Regions from separate parts of the Homo sapiens genome. Here region 1 is linked to region 2. A link is a loop called in an ENCODE intact Hi-C map of the cell type or tissue named here. Cell type or tissue: PC-3. All regions are shown on one strand. Region 1 overlaps FOXP1 (forkhead box P1). Region 2 overlaps FOXP1 (forkhead box P1).

Region 1 (8,000 bases), 64 kb before region 2:
TGCTGTGGTCCCAGCTACTTGGGAGTTGAAGTGGGCGGATCAACTGAGCCCGGGAGACGGAGGTTGCAGTGAGCCATAATCGTATCACTGCACTCCAGCCTGGGCGACAGAACGAGATCCTGTCTCAAAAAGAAGGAAAACAAGGTAACTGCCTACAGGTCTGCAAGTCGGGAGCAGGTGACCAGCATCCCCAGAGAATGCCCTGCTCCCCACAGTGCGGGGCTCTCGGCTCACTGCCAAAGTCAGCGACCTCCAAAGAGGGCCCCAGAGATGTCTCCTTAAAGGCCCCACACAAGTTGGAGTGCTCTCCTGAGAGGGGGAAGGTGAATCAGAGGCCAAGTTACTACTGTTCCATGCTCAGCCTCTTTGGGAGTTGACTGGAGCCAGGGTTCCTCTGGCTCCTGGGAGTTGGGAAGTCAAGAAGCCAAATAGCAAGATGCCCTCCCCCCGACCTGGCACTTTCAAAAAACAGCCCTTCTCCATAGGCACTGCCAAGAAGCAAGCTGGCCTCTGCTCTACCCTTTTCACCCCCAAGGTGAGGGGATGACTGAAGACAAGTGGCCTCTCTGATTTCCGCTCAACAGTCACTTCCTCAGGGAAGCCGAGGCCCTTGACTAGCCATTACAAAGGTGGCACACACAGAGGACTGACTTTGTGGCAAGCAGGGGACTAAGCAGAAGTGGGAAACCAGACTGCCCCAAGTCTAGTCTCCAAACTGCCCCCCTTCCCCTTACATAACCTCATAGGAGCTACTTGACATCTAACCCTTAGTTTCCTCATCTGTAAAATGGAGACTGTAGCACCTGCCTCATAGGGTTTTCTACCATGTGTGGATCCAGTGAGCTATTGTAAGCACTTAGAAGATGGCCAGGCTAAGGCTGGGCACAGTGGCTTAAGCCTGTAATCCCAGCACTTTGGGAGTCCGAGGTAGGCGGATCACCTGAGGTCAGGAGTTCAAGACCAGCCTGACCAACAAGGAGAAACCCCGTCTCTATTGAAAATACAAAATTAGCTGGGCGTGGTGGCACATGTCTGTAATCCCGGCTACTTGGGAGGCTGAGACAGGAGAATTGCTTGAACCTGGGAGGCAGAGATTGTGGTGAGCCGAGATCACACCATTGCACTCCAGCCTGGGCAACAAGAGTGAAACTCTGTCTCAGAAAAAAAAAAAAAAAAAGAAGAAGAAGAAGAAGAAGAAGAAGAGGGCCAGGCTAGAATTGTCATCTTCTTCATAACAATGCTATGAAGTGGAGACTAATATGATCTCCACTCAGCAGATGGGAAAACTGAGGCACTGGGTGCTTAAGGAATTTGCTTAAGATGGAACAGCCAGGACGTGGTCTAACCTAAGCCGTCTAACTCCCTGCTCTGTGAAATCTAACCTTGTGCACGTCCCACAGCCTCTGTTTTACATCACTGAAGATGGCACTGAAACCTCACGTTTATTCATGCAATGCTCCACAAGGGCAGGGTCCGTGCTTGGTTTCACTCATTGTTGTCTTAGCACAGTGGAGGTGCTCTAAGAGTTTAAAAAAAGAGCAAATCCATCTTTCCATCCATCTAAGCTAGGGGTCCTTAACCCCCAGGCCACAGACACGTACCAGCCCATGGCCCGTTAGGAAACCGGATGCACAAGAAGTGAGCAGAGGGCAAGCAAGCATTACAGCCTGAGCTCCGCCTCCTGTCACATCAGCAGCGGCATTGGATTCTCACAGGAGGGCGAACCCTATTGTGAACTGTGCATGTGAGGGATCTAGGTTGTGCACTCCTTATGAGAACCTAACTAATGCCTGATGATCTGAGGTGGAACAGTTTCATCTGGAAACCACTACCCCCAACCCCTCGCATCCATGGAAAAACTGTCTTCCATGAAACAAGTCCCCGGTGCCAAAAAGGTTGGGGACCATTGATCTAAGCAACATGCTGGACAGATAAAACGAAACACTTATAAAGCTGGCAACCAGGCACAAGTGCGTACAGACCCCTTGGAAACAGATGCCAGCCCATCCTAAGCCTGCCCCAGACCTTTCAAGGACGCTTCCTCTGCCTTCTCTCCACCACTGACTGCTGCTCGACAGTACCCAACCTCTCTGCTTTCCTGGCCTGCCCTTATTTTTGTCTTGGGGCTGGAAAAAATCTGAACAGGCGAGCTGCTAACTTTTCTCCAGAAAACAACTTTCCCCAGCTATTTGTCAACTTCTGTCATTCAAAGGGATACAACACAAATGTATATCTTTAATGAAATTCACAGTCAAGGAAAGTTGTCATCATCTAGTTATATCTGTTATGACATACATTTCATTTTGTTCAATACATAACAGAGAAGCTATTTAATCAAACAGAAGATTCTTGCTAAAATGACAGTCCAAGCAATGTCCAAACAAGCGTTTATTATGCTATGCGAATCTGATCGGGATTGGATTGTTTTCAGCGGAATTTTTTTTTCCTTCCTCTTCCATTGAGAAAATAGCTTAGGGGGTGGGTGCAGAAAACAACACTGGACAATGGAGGCGGAGTCTGATGCTGACTCAGCGCTGAGTGCAGGGACGTGAGCCCCACCCCAGAGTTTACAGGGAGAAAGTAGAAAGATATATCCGACCATCGGGAAGGTCACAAAGAGCACTGCCTAGGGCAGGGGGTTGCATCTTCCCTCTCCTTACCATATAGTTCTACATGAGAGACGCAGGTACAAGCTCTAAACACAGACACATGCCAGGAATGATGACATCTGTGTTTCTCAAGTGATACTTATCCTTGGATACGTTTTGTTTGTCTTTACAATTTAATGAACACTTAGCTTCAATGGGAAAACTCATGTTACTGCAGGAGAATTTAGTGGGTTGGGGAGCCAGCCCAAGGCCAGAAAAACAAAAAGAAAAAAATGCTGAAGGAGGTGACTGGGTACTTGGGCTTTGGGCACCACAGATGTTGCGAGCTTGAGAAAAAGGAAACATTATTATATGTGTGTGTACGTGTGTGTGTATGTATGTGTATATAACAAACATACACGTATATATACATACACGTACATGCATACATACTTATGCCTATGCACATACATATATATACACATACATATATACATACACACACATATATACCTATATACCAGTAACGTTCAGAGGATGATAAATTTCTTCCTTCTGCTTCATTCACCACACAGTACCTGGAACGAAGTAGGATTTCAGCAAAGAATTGTTGGATGATTGGATGGGTAGATGGATGAAAAGACAAGTTAATAGAAGGATACATGGGTAGGTGGGTGGGTGGTGGACAAATGGAATCTCCCCAAAAAGAAATGACTGATGAAAATGATTTTAATACATTATTCTAAGACACGGCGGCCCTTTATCCAGGGACTTCCTCCTTACTATTGTTCAAGGTGTGTCCTCAGCCATGCCACGACAGCTCTTGTATTAAAGGAAGAAAACGTCTTTATAAGATAGTTGGGGGTAGCCTGTGGCTAAAAAAACTTTCCTTTTCCTGAGCCAGGTTAATTGGTCACCATGGCAACAATGACAAAGACTGCCAATTAGCCCAAAACTTTATATTACTATGCTAATCTTCTAAGTAAATGAGGGATGGTGGAGCCCAGTAATTCTCATACTGAAAGACTTGTTAAAACAAAGATCGTTGGATCTCCCTCTTTGAGTTTCTGATTCAGGAGGTCTGGAATAGGACCCATGAACGCACTTCTACCAAATTTCCAGATGATGCTGATGCTGCAGTACAGGGACCGTGCTTTGTGAGCCACCAATCCTGACAATCTACAAGGTTCCACAGATTCCAATATGTTACAAGTCTATTCATGATCTACCAAAACTCTTCTTAGCTGAATGGACTTGGAAAAGTAGATCCACCCTTATTTAAGGTACCATAAAGGGTCACAGCATTGTTAAATATAAGATCAAGATACCTGATCATTCCAACAGTCCTCATTAGGTGGGATTTTTAATCCTTGGAGAAGCAATGTTTTTTTTTTTCTTTCACATTCCTGTATTCATTTTTGGTGAGATAAAAATACCTGTCCAAACATTTGAAAAAATGAATTTCAAAAATTCAATCACGATATGATGACATAAATTGAACTCAGGAGTCTGTAAGAAATTTCCAAAGGGTCATCTAAGTCATTGCTTGGCTTCAAAAAGGATTTGCAAATCAGCCACCAAATGTCAATAAGTATGCCTGATTGACGTGAAGGTGAAGGACCCCAACATTTCTCCTTGGTGTGACTGTCCTGTTCCAGAGTCGGGCTACCTTGAAAGACTCTTGCCATGTTCTCACATCACACAGGGATCTCACCTGCTCTTCGACACGTGATACCTTTCTAATGTTAGGTCTCTGGAGAACAGCGGGGTGAACAGCCCCTTGCTTACAATTCCTTTTGTTATGTATAAAGACATTAAAACTCCCACCCACCCCCAAACCAGGCTTCTCCTCTATATGTTAAGTAGTTTCCATTCCTTTAACCGTTCTAAAAAGATCCCATTCACCACCCTTTCATCATTGCCATGGATCACCTCTACAGCCTTTCCCAAATCCCTACCCTTTCCTTGTTTTCCCCCTGGGGCCTGGACAAGTCACTGGCCGTGACTCTTTCATGGACTCTCATTAATACATCCTGAATCATGTGAGGCTTTTAAGAACAGCACTTCACTGCTGACACAAGCATCAGTGTGAAAGGAGAAGCACCAGACAACTCCACTTGACTGAAGATCTGAAAGAGAAAAACGAGCAGGACCACGTTGGCATGTGGGTGCTTGAGCAAGACACAAAAGATATCTCAGGAGTCACTCTCCTGAATGAGAATTTGGACCCAGGGATGTTTGAGGCCTGTCGAATACTTCCAACTCAGAGCAATTCCACCGGCGCTGGGTGTTGCCTTGTAAATGGCAATATCCAAATCAGAGAGGAAATGACAGTGCATTCCAAGCAAAATGGCACACATTTAGACTGACTAAGAAAATAACAATAAAAGTGCAAATTTATTCTGCATGTGTGATCATGATTATCATTACATCAAGTTCCATATATGCCCAGCCAGAATAAATATTAACCCATTTTATAAATGACTTTATACTGCATTTGTGGATACAGCTCCACCCAAACCCAAAACAACACTGTTTCCATAGTAACCAACAGATTTCAAAGAAGGAAAAAGGAGGGGAAGACTTCAGAACGGATAGCAATCAAATAAAATAGCCAGCATCAACAAAATATGTCAGCATTATTTAAAACACACAGGACCATTCTATAGTTTAATCTCTTTCCCAGAAAACCACCCCTTCTAAGTCACCTTCTTGTAAAGCCAGTCTTCCCTCAAACAAACAGTTGCAAAATTGTTTCCATTTTAATTGAGGAAAGAAGCAAATTTCTTGAGTCATTCCTGGGATCCAAATGGGAGTATGATGAAGAAAATAACATCTACTAAGTGACTTAGCCCACACAGAAATTCACATGGATTACCAACTGGTAATTATGAAATCTTAGCTGGGCTTTGATGATCATATTAGAGTGTCCATTTCCTTGCTGAATGTAATGAGGGAGGAAAAGAAGCAAAAGCCAAAATGGAAAGCCAGGGAGCTAAAAACCGTAAAAGCTGCAGACCACCCTCAACTGAAAGCCCGATTTTTCACTGGAACTTTCTCAAATATCAGTTCCCCCCCAGTGAATTTTGCACACAGATGATGTGCAGTAGCTCTCCACATCCCTGCAAGTTCTTTGGTCTTATGCCTATAGATAAAATTCAAAGCAACACCTATAGGCAGCATCCTGTCTGTAGGACAGAAATGGCCTCATGTGGGGTAATCTATGAACTCTAAAAACTCACAGCCCTGGTGATCTCTCTCTCCTCTCGCTTTCCAACTGCCTCCTGATTTCAAAATATTGCAGATAAAATAAAATAAAATATTAATAAAATAAAATTAATAAAAATAAAATATTCATAAAACATAAAAAAGGAATTTTGAGTCTCTAGCTCCTACTGTCCTTTGGAAAGAAGTTCTAAAGTAATTTATTAATGTGTTCTCTCCTACATTCTAGCTGTGTGACCGTGGGTAAGTTATTTAACATCTCCTTAACCTTCCTGAGCCTGTTTCTTCATCTGTAAAACAGGAATAATAACAGTATCTACCACATAGAGTTGTTATACAGATAAAATCAGTTAATTTGTACAAAGAGCTTAGTGGAATACCTAATACACAGCTAAGAGAATGTGTGTTACTATTATTGTTGTTATTCATAAGTAATTCTTCTTTCTTAATGACTTGAGTCAAATCCTAATGGCTTTCCTTAAAAAACAACGTTTGAGGCCGGTGCGGTGGCTCACGCCTTTAATCCCAGCACTTTGGGAGGCTGAGGAGGGCAGATTGCCTGAGCTCAGGAGTTCAAGACCAGTCTGGGCAACATGGTGAACCGCGTCTCCACCAAAAATACAAAAAATTAGCCAGACGTGGTGTGCGCTCCTGTAGTCCCAGCTATTTGGGAGGCTGAGGCACGAGAATTGCTTGAACCCGGAGGCAGAGGTTGCAATGAGCAGATATCACACCACTGCCCTCCAGCCTGGGCAACAGAGCAACACTTCTGTCTCCAGAAAAAAAGAAAAGAAAAGAAAAGAAAACACTGAATATTGCAGAGAGAAATACTGCTGAACTAGGAGATCTCATAAACTTCAACTATTCAGTGTATCAACTAGTCTTGAATGGCATAAGCTTCTGAGACAGACAGAACTGGATTTGAATGGTACTTGCACCCACGTGACCATGAGTCTGTGCCTTAACCTTCCTAAGCCTCAGCTTCCTACCTCTACAATGGGAGCAGTTAGAGAGTGACCACCTAAAGACTTGTGGCAAGGGTAAGTGGGATAATCCCTGTATAGCATTTCACAAAGAATCTGCTACATTAAATATTAAATACATGTTCACCATTATTATTCTGTTTCCTTGCTTGGACAAAACATTGATTCAACAACTATTTACTGCATCCTACTGTGTGCTAGATGGTTACAAAAATTGACATGGTCTGTGCTCTTATGAGGTTTACACCCCAAAGGGGAAAAGTTTACATTGAATAAACATACACAAATACACATATTTAATTATATATATAAATTATATAGTATAATAAGTACACTTTTATGTTTATTATATGTTATAGTAAACATACACCAAAAATTAATTATATGTATATAATTATAAACTTTGACAAGTGTTATAAAGGAAAAGAACAGGGCGAAATAACTGAGGTTTGTCAATGGGAATATTAGGTCACACTTTTCAGATTTTTCTACTGTACCCAATATAACACAAAAATGGTATATCCCACCAATAATCACCCAGAGTACAAACGAATGTTTTGAGTATACACCTTCTAGTCATTCCACAAAGGATTCAAAACAACTGCAGGGCCTTCCTTTTAGGCAAAACTATAACAATGTTCCATTCTTTTCAACTCAGATGGAACACAGGCTAAGTTTACGTTTATAGCGGACATGCAAATTGAATACTCAAGTGATAGAAAAGAAAAAAAAAGGTAGAAATGAGACAGTCCACCCTGAAAGCCATACCTTCAAGGACCCCACATGTTTTGTTACTGTGTCACTTTATGAATCACCAATATCTTAAGAATCATATAATCCTGGAATACAGCGGCAGCTTTACCACGTTCCCAGGTGAATAAAATGATAACTCCATGTTCTGATGATTCAAAGTGGTTCCATCTGAGCAGACCAAGAAAGACCCGGCAGCATAACACCAGGTGACTCCCAGGTTTAAAGATTTATCTGAATTTGTTCTACAGCCCTACTGGGAGAGGTTCCCTGTACTTCTTCCTCCAGTTTGCCTAATGGTAGAAGATGGCCAAATGTAATTACATTTACATTTTATTATGAAGTCAGTGAGTCACTAAAAGTCGATGCTAGAAGGTACGTTTTATAGTTTTTCATTATGTTTTGTGTGCTTCATTGCCTTTAGGGTCATATTTTTGTTGGGGGAGGAGTTATA
Region 2 (8,000 bases):
CACTATCCCATGTTTTAATTTTCAGACAGCAATTCTGCAGTAATGATACAGACTTTGGGTCATTCAAAGAGAAAGACCACGGTGTCTACAGGACATCAAGATGCCAGGAAAAAAGCAAAGAGACTTTGTGTATAGATGGTTTATTGTTTTTTTAAGAAATACTCACACACCTAAAAATGCAGATCCCCAACAATGCAGTCACTATTGTGGTTTCTTCTTGGTTCTCTTTATGAAAACATGTTTGTGCTTACACCTCCCGGCATTTGTTCAGTGTTAAACAAAAACAACTCTAGTAAATTGCTGACAAACAGGTAATACAAGTAGAAAGAATTCCCTAACTTTCAAACTCTCAGCTCGGGGAAAAGCTGAAGTAAAAGATGTCCCCAAAGTCATCTGGTAAACATGCCTTCCAAAGAGAATGTGAAATGCATAGCAAAACAGGCACTTAACTAATTTTAAACGCCTAATTATATACCGCCTAAACAGAATTATCAAGAGACTTGATTGACTTCCACAGAGCTGTGATTGCCATCAAGCAAACTCAAAGAAATAATAAATAATGTTTGACCTTCTAATGTCCTCAAAACTTACTCACAGTATCAAAGGATATGGACTGCTGGCGTTCCACTCCTGTATTGTCATGGAACACAGAGGTCACAGATCAATTTGAAGTTAGTGATGCGGAGTCATTTACCCTGATTTATGTAGAGGGTACATTCTGAAGAAACACTTGACTTGGATAAACAAAATTAATAAGGGGGCTGGACTACTTGAACAAGAAAAAGAGAGGAATATGGGAAGAAGGCATACAAAACATGTGACATTTAAGATAGTTTACCCCAAACAAGTAAGAATGGATAATGTCACTCAGAACTTCAAAGACACAGCTTTGGCCTGAAGGTGGGGGTTAGGTATGAAAGAAGGAAAACAAAGGGGTATTCTTTACTAGCTGATTTGTAAGACAGTCTTGAAGTATGAAGTATCTTCAAGGAATAGCGATCATGAATGTTTAACTTAGTAATGCTAAACTAAGAAGCATCTCTGGTTTTGAAAGAGATTGCCATATAAGGCAAAACTTTGCACCAGCTAACTGGTGTACTCTATCTATAAGGCTCACCTTAGAATTCAATACAGGAGGCTTTTCTGTGATGAATAAAAAGAAAACCAAAAGTCAAACCTCCTGACATCCGACTCTGTAACTCAGCTAGGATGAAAAAGCACACTCCTGCCCATTGATCTAATGATTTAGTTTTCCTGCTGATGTGACTTGACAAAAAGTTTTCAGTTTGTTAGTATGTCTCAATACTTCACATGCATATTAGCCACAACAATATTCTCTTCATGTTGATAGTTCAATTTGAGTCAAAATTTGAAAGAAAGTACTAGTGTGTTATCTTACCCAAGTCTCTTTGCCCTCTTTGGAAAATTGCATCAAACTCCTTATGACATAATAAGAAATAAATATTTGGTCTCTGCCCTTGTTTCTTGGCACATAGTCCTTAAAAACTTTGGAAACCCCAAAGTGATAATTGTCTTTTTGTATGCCATGGCTGGGCACTGCAGCAAGGCCTCAGGATGGGGGAGCCAGTTGCCAGGGAAACCAGCCACATGATTGCAGAGTGGGAACTTTCAGCTCCAGCCTCTGACCTCCAAGTTCTGACTTCCAGAGAGGGGAGAGGGACTGAAGGTTAAGTTGATCACCAATAGCCAATGATTTCATCAATCATGCCTACATAACGAAGCCTCCATAGAAACTCAGAAGGATGGGATTTGGAGAGCTTCTGAATGCTGAACATGTCGAGGTTCCTGGGGTTGCCACCTCCAGAGAAGGCATGGCATCTCCTTGCCCCTTCCTACATACCTTGTCCTGCGACTGTCTTCCATTTGGCTGTTCATCAGTATCCTTGATGTAATACCACAATACTGTTTCCAATAAACCAGTAAACCTAAGTGTTTCCTAGAGTTGTGTAAGCTATTCTAATTAGTGACTGAACCCAAGGAGGGGTCAAGGAAACTTCTAATTTCTAGCCGGTGGGTCAGAAGCATAGGTGACAACATGGCACCTGTGTCCAAAGCAGGGGCAGTCTAGTGGGGCCGAGCCCTTAACCTGTGGGATCTGATGCCATCTCCAGGTAGATGGTGTCAGAACTGAATTGAATGACAGGACACCCAGCTGGTGTTGGAGAACTGGTTAGTGCTATGGTTTGAATGCATCTCCCTAAGTTTATGCGTAGAATCTTAATCCCCAGTGCAACAGTGTTGAGAGATGGGACCTTTTAAGAGGTGATTAGGTCATCAGGCCTCTGCCCCCATGAATGGATTAATGTTGTCACCTCGGGAGTGGGTTCATTACTGAGAGTGGGATTGCTACAGAAGCAAGCTCAGCCCTCTTTTGCTCTCATGCACACCCTCCCGCCACGTGATAACCCAAAAGGCCCTCGACAGGTGCAGCCCCTCAATCTTGAACTTCCCAGCCTCCAGAACTGAAATAACTAATAATAATAAATTTCTTTCCTTTATTAATGATCCAGTCTGTGGATTCTGTTATAGCAACACAAAGTGGACCAAGACAGTTGGTGTGAAAGAAACCCCCTACACATTGTGGTGACCGTAAGTGTTCTGTATGGAGAGTATAGCAGGAGGAAGGAGTTTTTCTATTGTTCACTCCCTATCTGAAGGGGAACTGACATATCAGAGGTAATCTCAAAGGTCATTTCTCACAAAATCAGTAATTATGTTGCACATACTGTGTTAAGCCCTTTCTAAGCACTGTCTCATTTAACGTTCATGACAACAAGGTAGGTGTGATTGTTCCAGTTTTACAACCAGAAAACGAAGAGTGGGCAATTTAGCTGAGATGTGCCGTACACTAACAAAATTAGGATTTGAACCCAGGGCCATGTGACTACAGCCTGTATGGAGGGGTCAATGAAAACCTGAAGAAAACTACCCCCCAACCCCATCCAGGAATGGCGAAGGAAAAAGACTGAGCTAATTTGTACTAACTTTCCCATTCTGCCCCCAAATGGGCCCCCACCATGGAAATGGAAGTAGATCATAATTTTATAAATCAAGATTCTTCCTACAGCACCATCTAAATAGCACAGCTATTAATAAAACTTGTTTCTCACTTCCTTATGTTTAAATCTGCGTTCAGGTGTGAATAAAACCTTTGTTCCTTATTTCCACTATCTCCACCTCTGAGGAGGGACGCACATAAATAAATATAATTTCTTCCGGGCCCAGGGCTCAGTGCAATGCTCAGGCAAAGTAGGAGATATCGGTTCAAATCCGGGCTTAGGATTCAATCCCTGGACCCTGATGAGATGGGATTTACAAAGGTAACGCTGCCCAAGGTCACTCAGAAGGGGCCTGCCATTTCCACTAGCACAGGCAGCTGCCCGGCAGCAGCTCACAGCAAGAAGCCACTCAGCTATCGGCCTGGCTCCAGTTACAGCTGTAAACTACTGCTATTCTACGGGAAGAAACTGGGGCCCTCAACAGGAAAAGACCTCAGAGCACTATATTGCCAGTCCACCCTGGTTTAAATAGAGGAGCTCTACTTGAGGAACAAATTGGACAAAAAAAAAGAAGGAAGGAAACAAACAAATAAGTGAGGAAACAAAGAAAGCACACTGCCTTGTTAGGAGTAAGAAGAAAATACACAACAGCCAATGTTCTCATGACCATCTTTTTTTTGTTTTGCTTCCCTGACTGCACAGTTATCTCCAGTGTGATCATTTAGGAGAGGAATGATTTATCATTTCTGACTAGGTAAAGGTAACCATCTTCAAGCCAAAGATGTTTGGGATGGGCCAACAAGTTGAAACCTACATGGAAAAGGCTTAACTGGGAACGTTTGTGTGTTCAGGTAGACAGATCCTTCAACTACAGCGTTCTAGACCCAAGATTTTGTATCTTCCTACCTTACTATGTAGGTAAGTGGAGGACGCATGAAATTTATAGCCCAACTATATGTGTTGTGTACCCCACCATTTCAGAATACTCTGAAAAAACCGAATGTCATTTATGCGACTTCCACATGCTCAATTCTACAATTCCTTTTACTTATTTCAATGAAATCTCAAGTCCTACAGGCTTCCATTGACTTAATAGGCAGTCTTCTTTTTTATCTCTCTTGCAAAAGTTCCTCCATCACCTGGCACAGCAAAGAAAAAAAATTCTTTTGTTTTGAGACAGGGTCTCACTGTGTTGCCCAGACTGGTGTGCAGTGGCGTGATCTTGGCTAACTGCAACCTCCACCTCCTGGGCTCAAGCAATCCTCCCGCCTCAGCCTCCTGAGTAGCTGGAACTACAGATGTGTGCCACCACACCCAAATTTTTGTATTTTTTGTAGAGACGGGGTTTTGCCGTATTGCCCAGGCTGGTCTCCAACTCCTGAGCTCAAGCGATCTGCCTACTTCGGCCTCCCAAAGTGCTGAGATTACAGGCATGAGCCACCACGGCCGGCACAAAGAAACTATTAATGAAGTTACTCAAACACCCAAAAGTGGATGGTCCCACAAACCAAATACACTCCCTGGATGGCTGTCATCTTACCTTCAGTGTTTTACCCAAAACTGTTGGCAAGACAGGTCCTAGTGGAATGATTTTTTAAAAAAATTAATTTGGTGTCAGTGTGAGTTTCCTTAAGGTAGGAAATTTTTAAAATAACTTATTAAAACTCACAGTGTTGGCAAGATCTCCTCCCAATCCATGCCCAACTGTGCAGACAGGAGATGAAGACAAGGTGGGGCCTCCCTCTTTTTTTTCTTTTTTTACTAAATTTGGCAGGAAAAGCAAAGGGAAGCTGCTTCTTCCAGTTCCCCACCTGCCCCGCCCTTCTGTTCCACAGAGAACAGAAAGTGCCGTAAGCAACAACTAAGTTTACACTGGCCACTCCAACCACATATCTAGCAATAACTTCATAATTTGTTTTTAAGCATACATTTTCAGGAGGCGAGGCGGGGGACAGGATCTACTGAGGTATACACACTTCATCCTTGAAGGAAATAAACATGAGTCATATTCAAACATTCCAAATCAAAGCATAGGACCCTGGTTGATACATCTTGCTCCTGCAATCAGAAAGAAAGAGTTTAGAATCTACCAGAAGGTAAAGTTACCATACAAGTTTTAACAAATACTTCTGCAGCGGCCAGTGAGAACTCAACTGCTACAAAAATATTTTTGACTTTCTTAATATGAAATAAAAATACCACATAACTCCAACATTTCACAACTGTTAATTAGGCAAGATGCATTATCATGGTATGTACAGTTGAGCCTTGAACAACCTGGGTTGGAAGTGCACAGGCCCACTTATGAGAGGATTTTCTTCCACCCCTGCCAGCCCTGCACAAGCAAGACCAACCCCTCCCTTTCCTCCACCTTCTCAGCCTACTCAATGTAAAGAACGATGATGAGTCATTTCCACTTAATGAAGAGTAAATATATTTTGTCTTCCTTATGATATTCTTAATAACATTTCATTTCCTCTAGCTTACTTTATTGTCAGAATACAGCAATATATTATATATGGAACATACAAAATATGTGTTAATTGACTGTTTATGTTACCAGGAAAGCTTCTGTTCTACAGTAAGCTCTGGTAGTTATGTTTTGGGGAATCATAAGTTACACCCAGATTTTCGACTGTGTGGAAAATTGGCGTCCCCAACCCCATTATTGTTCTGTGAACAATTTCAAATCCTTCCCCTCACTCTTTAATTCTGCAGAATTATTTTTCGGGTGTTTTAAAGGGGGCAATAGCAAAGATTGGGATGACATGCAAAACATCCTCCAGACAAATTTTAGTCTCCATCTTATTCTTTTGTTGAATGAATAATTAAAGTCTTCAGCCATTATGATGCAATCCTCCAGAGAGCTACAAGAAATACAAGGAAAAATAACAGAACTCAACATTTCTTTGGAATCCACCTTCCTCAAAAATGGGTTTAAGGTGATTGTAACCCAAAATGAATACAGAAAAAGCCCTAAGCCTTGGTGTCACGGGAAGCCCAATTGTTCAAAAAAGAGAAGGAGCATAATCACAGTTGTCCGTCTGTATATTGGGGGACTGGTTCAGAACCCGTAAGTAGACCAAAATCCGTGCATACTCAAGTCCTGCAGTCAGCCCTGCAAAACCCTCAAAGGCAGCTGTGCGCGGTGGCAAACGCCTGTAATCTCAGCAATTTGGGAGGCCAAGGCAGGCGGATGACCTGAGGTCAGGAGTTCGAGACCAGCCTGGCCAACACAGTGAAACCCTGTCTCTACTAAAAATACAAAATTAGCCAGGTGTGGTGGCGTACGCCTGTAATCCCAGCTACTCAGGAGGCCAAGGCAGGAGAATCGCTTGGACCTGGGGGGGTGGAGGTTGCAGTGAGTGGAGATCACGCCATTGCACTCCAGCCTAGGCAAAAACTCTGTCAAAAACAACAACAACAACAACAACAAAAAACCCTAAGGCTCTCCCTATACACTGGTTTCCCATTCACCAACACTGAGTTTTCACTCTGCATGTGGTCGAAAAAAAATCCACGTATGAGTAGACACCCCCAGTTCAAAGGTCAACTCCACTTCTCACTAGAATTAAAAAGCTTTACTCCAAATGTAGTTAAAACAGCCCAATATCTTCCTCTTATAAGCAGTAATTAAACTTTAGTGTGGATAAGATTCATCTGGTTTGCTTACTTGAAAATGCAGATCTTTGGCTCAACCTCTAGAAGATGGGACAGAGCCAGAGTGGGGTTGGATGGGGTTGAGAAATCTGCATTTCAACAGTAGTCCACAGGTGACTCTATGCAGACCCTGGAAAACACTCTATTTAAGGGCTCACCACAGCCAGGGACCATATTCCAACTGTCACTTTTCTAGGTCTCATTCTCATTATTTGTTCCAAGACTCTCTCTTATTTTTGCAAATTTAATTTAAAAGTATGAGCATTTCCTGAATGTAACCAGCCACTCTAAGCCAGAGCTGACCTATGAGGGACACATACGTGGCCAAGGCTAGACCAACCAGAACCTCTATATTCTTCACACTGAACTTGAAATTGGGAGTGTGATCTAGTGAAATCACAATGTACTCAAGCTTAACTAGCACAAAGACATGTACCAATGCTTGGAGAAGGAGCAGGGAAGGGAAGAGCATTTAGTAATAGTGCAAATGATGAGCAAATGCCCGGGAGCAAAAGGAGCTGAAAATCCTGTGTTCCTTTAGTGGGTCTTTGATCCCACATGCCCCACAAACCAGGTGCATCTGGCCCTGCTTACTGGTGACTTCCAAGGCTCTGAAAGGATATTTTAACCATAAGCAATTTTCATCTCATATGCTAACTTCAGAACCTGACCTTCAGGTAAGATGTTATTTCACTGGAGGAGAACTTAATAGGTCCACTCAGAATTCATGGCAAGCAGGTCATGGCCTGAGAAGCAGAGGGGCGAGTCTGCTGAGAGCCAGTGGCAAAGCAGAGATATGCAGCGAGAAACAGGGATGAGGCCAGGCACAGTGGCTCATGCCTGGAATCCTAGCACTTTGGGAGGCCAAGGCAGGTGGATCACTTGAGGCCAGGAGTTCGAGACCAGCCTGAGCAATATGACAAAAACCCATCTCTAACAACAACAACAACAACAACAACAAAAACACAAAATGTTAGCTTGGACGTGGTGGCGTGCACCTGTGGTCCCAGCTACTTGGGAGGCTGAGGTAGGATCTTTGAGCCTGGGAGGTGAAGGCTGCAGTAAGCTGCAGTCGCACCACTACACTCCAGACTGGGTGACAGAGGGAGACTCTGTCTCAAAAGAAGAGAAAGAAACAGGGATGAGAAATTAGAGAACTCTGTTCAGGCTCCTGGTGATTCCCATTCCTGGTTCTGCCCCACTCTGAGATATGGCGGCATCCCAGAGTCCTAAAGATATCCCAAGATCCTTCTAATACACACAACGCCTCCCCGTGCCCTCCACCCTGGCTTGCCTGTTAGCTACCTACAACACCAAGGC

What was found. Peaks named below come from ENCODE experiments on the same cell type or tissue, not always from the same donor. Only the 100,000 strongest peaks of a DNase experiment are listed, where the experiment ranks them.
Region 1: a loop joins it to region 2, with 3 times the contacts of the local background. A loop is called at or near these places in 3 of 110 quality-filtered maps.

The regions. Positions count from the first base shown.
Region 1 is chr3:71,464,150-71,472,149 of GRCh38, forward strand. The region is part of intron 3 of FOXP1 (forkhead box P1); the gene reads right to left. Among named protein-coding and RNA genes, the nearest start is that of MIR1284, 74 kb to the right of the region's middle. In PC-3, no CTCF peak of the experiment used is centred here; no DNase peak of the experiment used is centred here; H3K4me3 peaks cover 565 bases; H3K27ac peaks cover 343 bases.
Region 2 is chr3:71,527,925-71,535,924 of GRCh38, forward strand. The region is part of intron 2 of FOXP1 (forkhead box P1); the gene reads right to left. Among named protein-coding and RNA genes, the nearest start is that of MIR1284, 10 kb to the right of the region's middle. In PC-3, no CTCF peak of the experiment used is centred here; DNase peaks (open chromatin) are centred at 4,957 and 5,387; H3K4me3 peaks cover 1,382 bases; H3K27ac peaks cover 1,914 bases.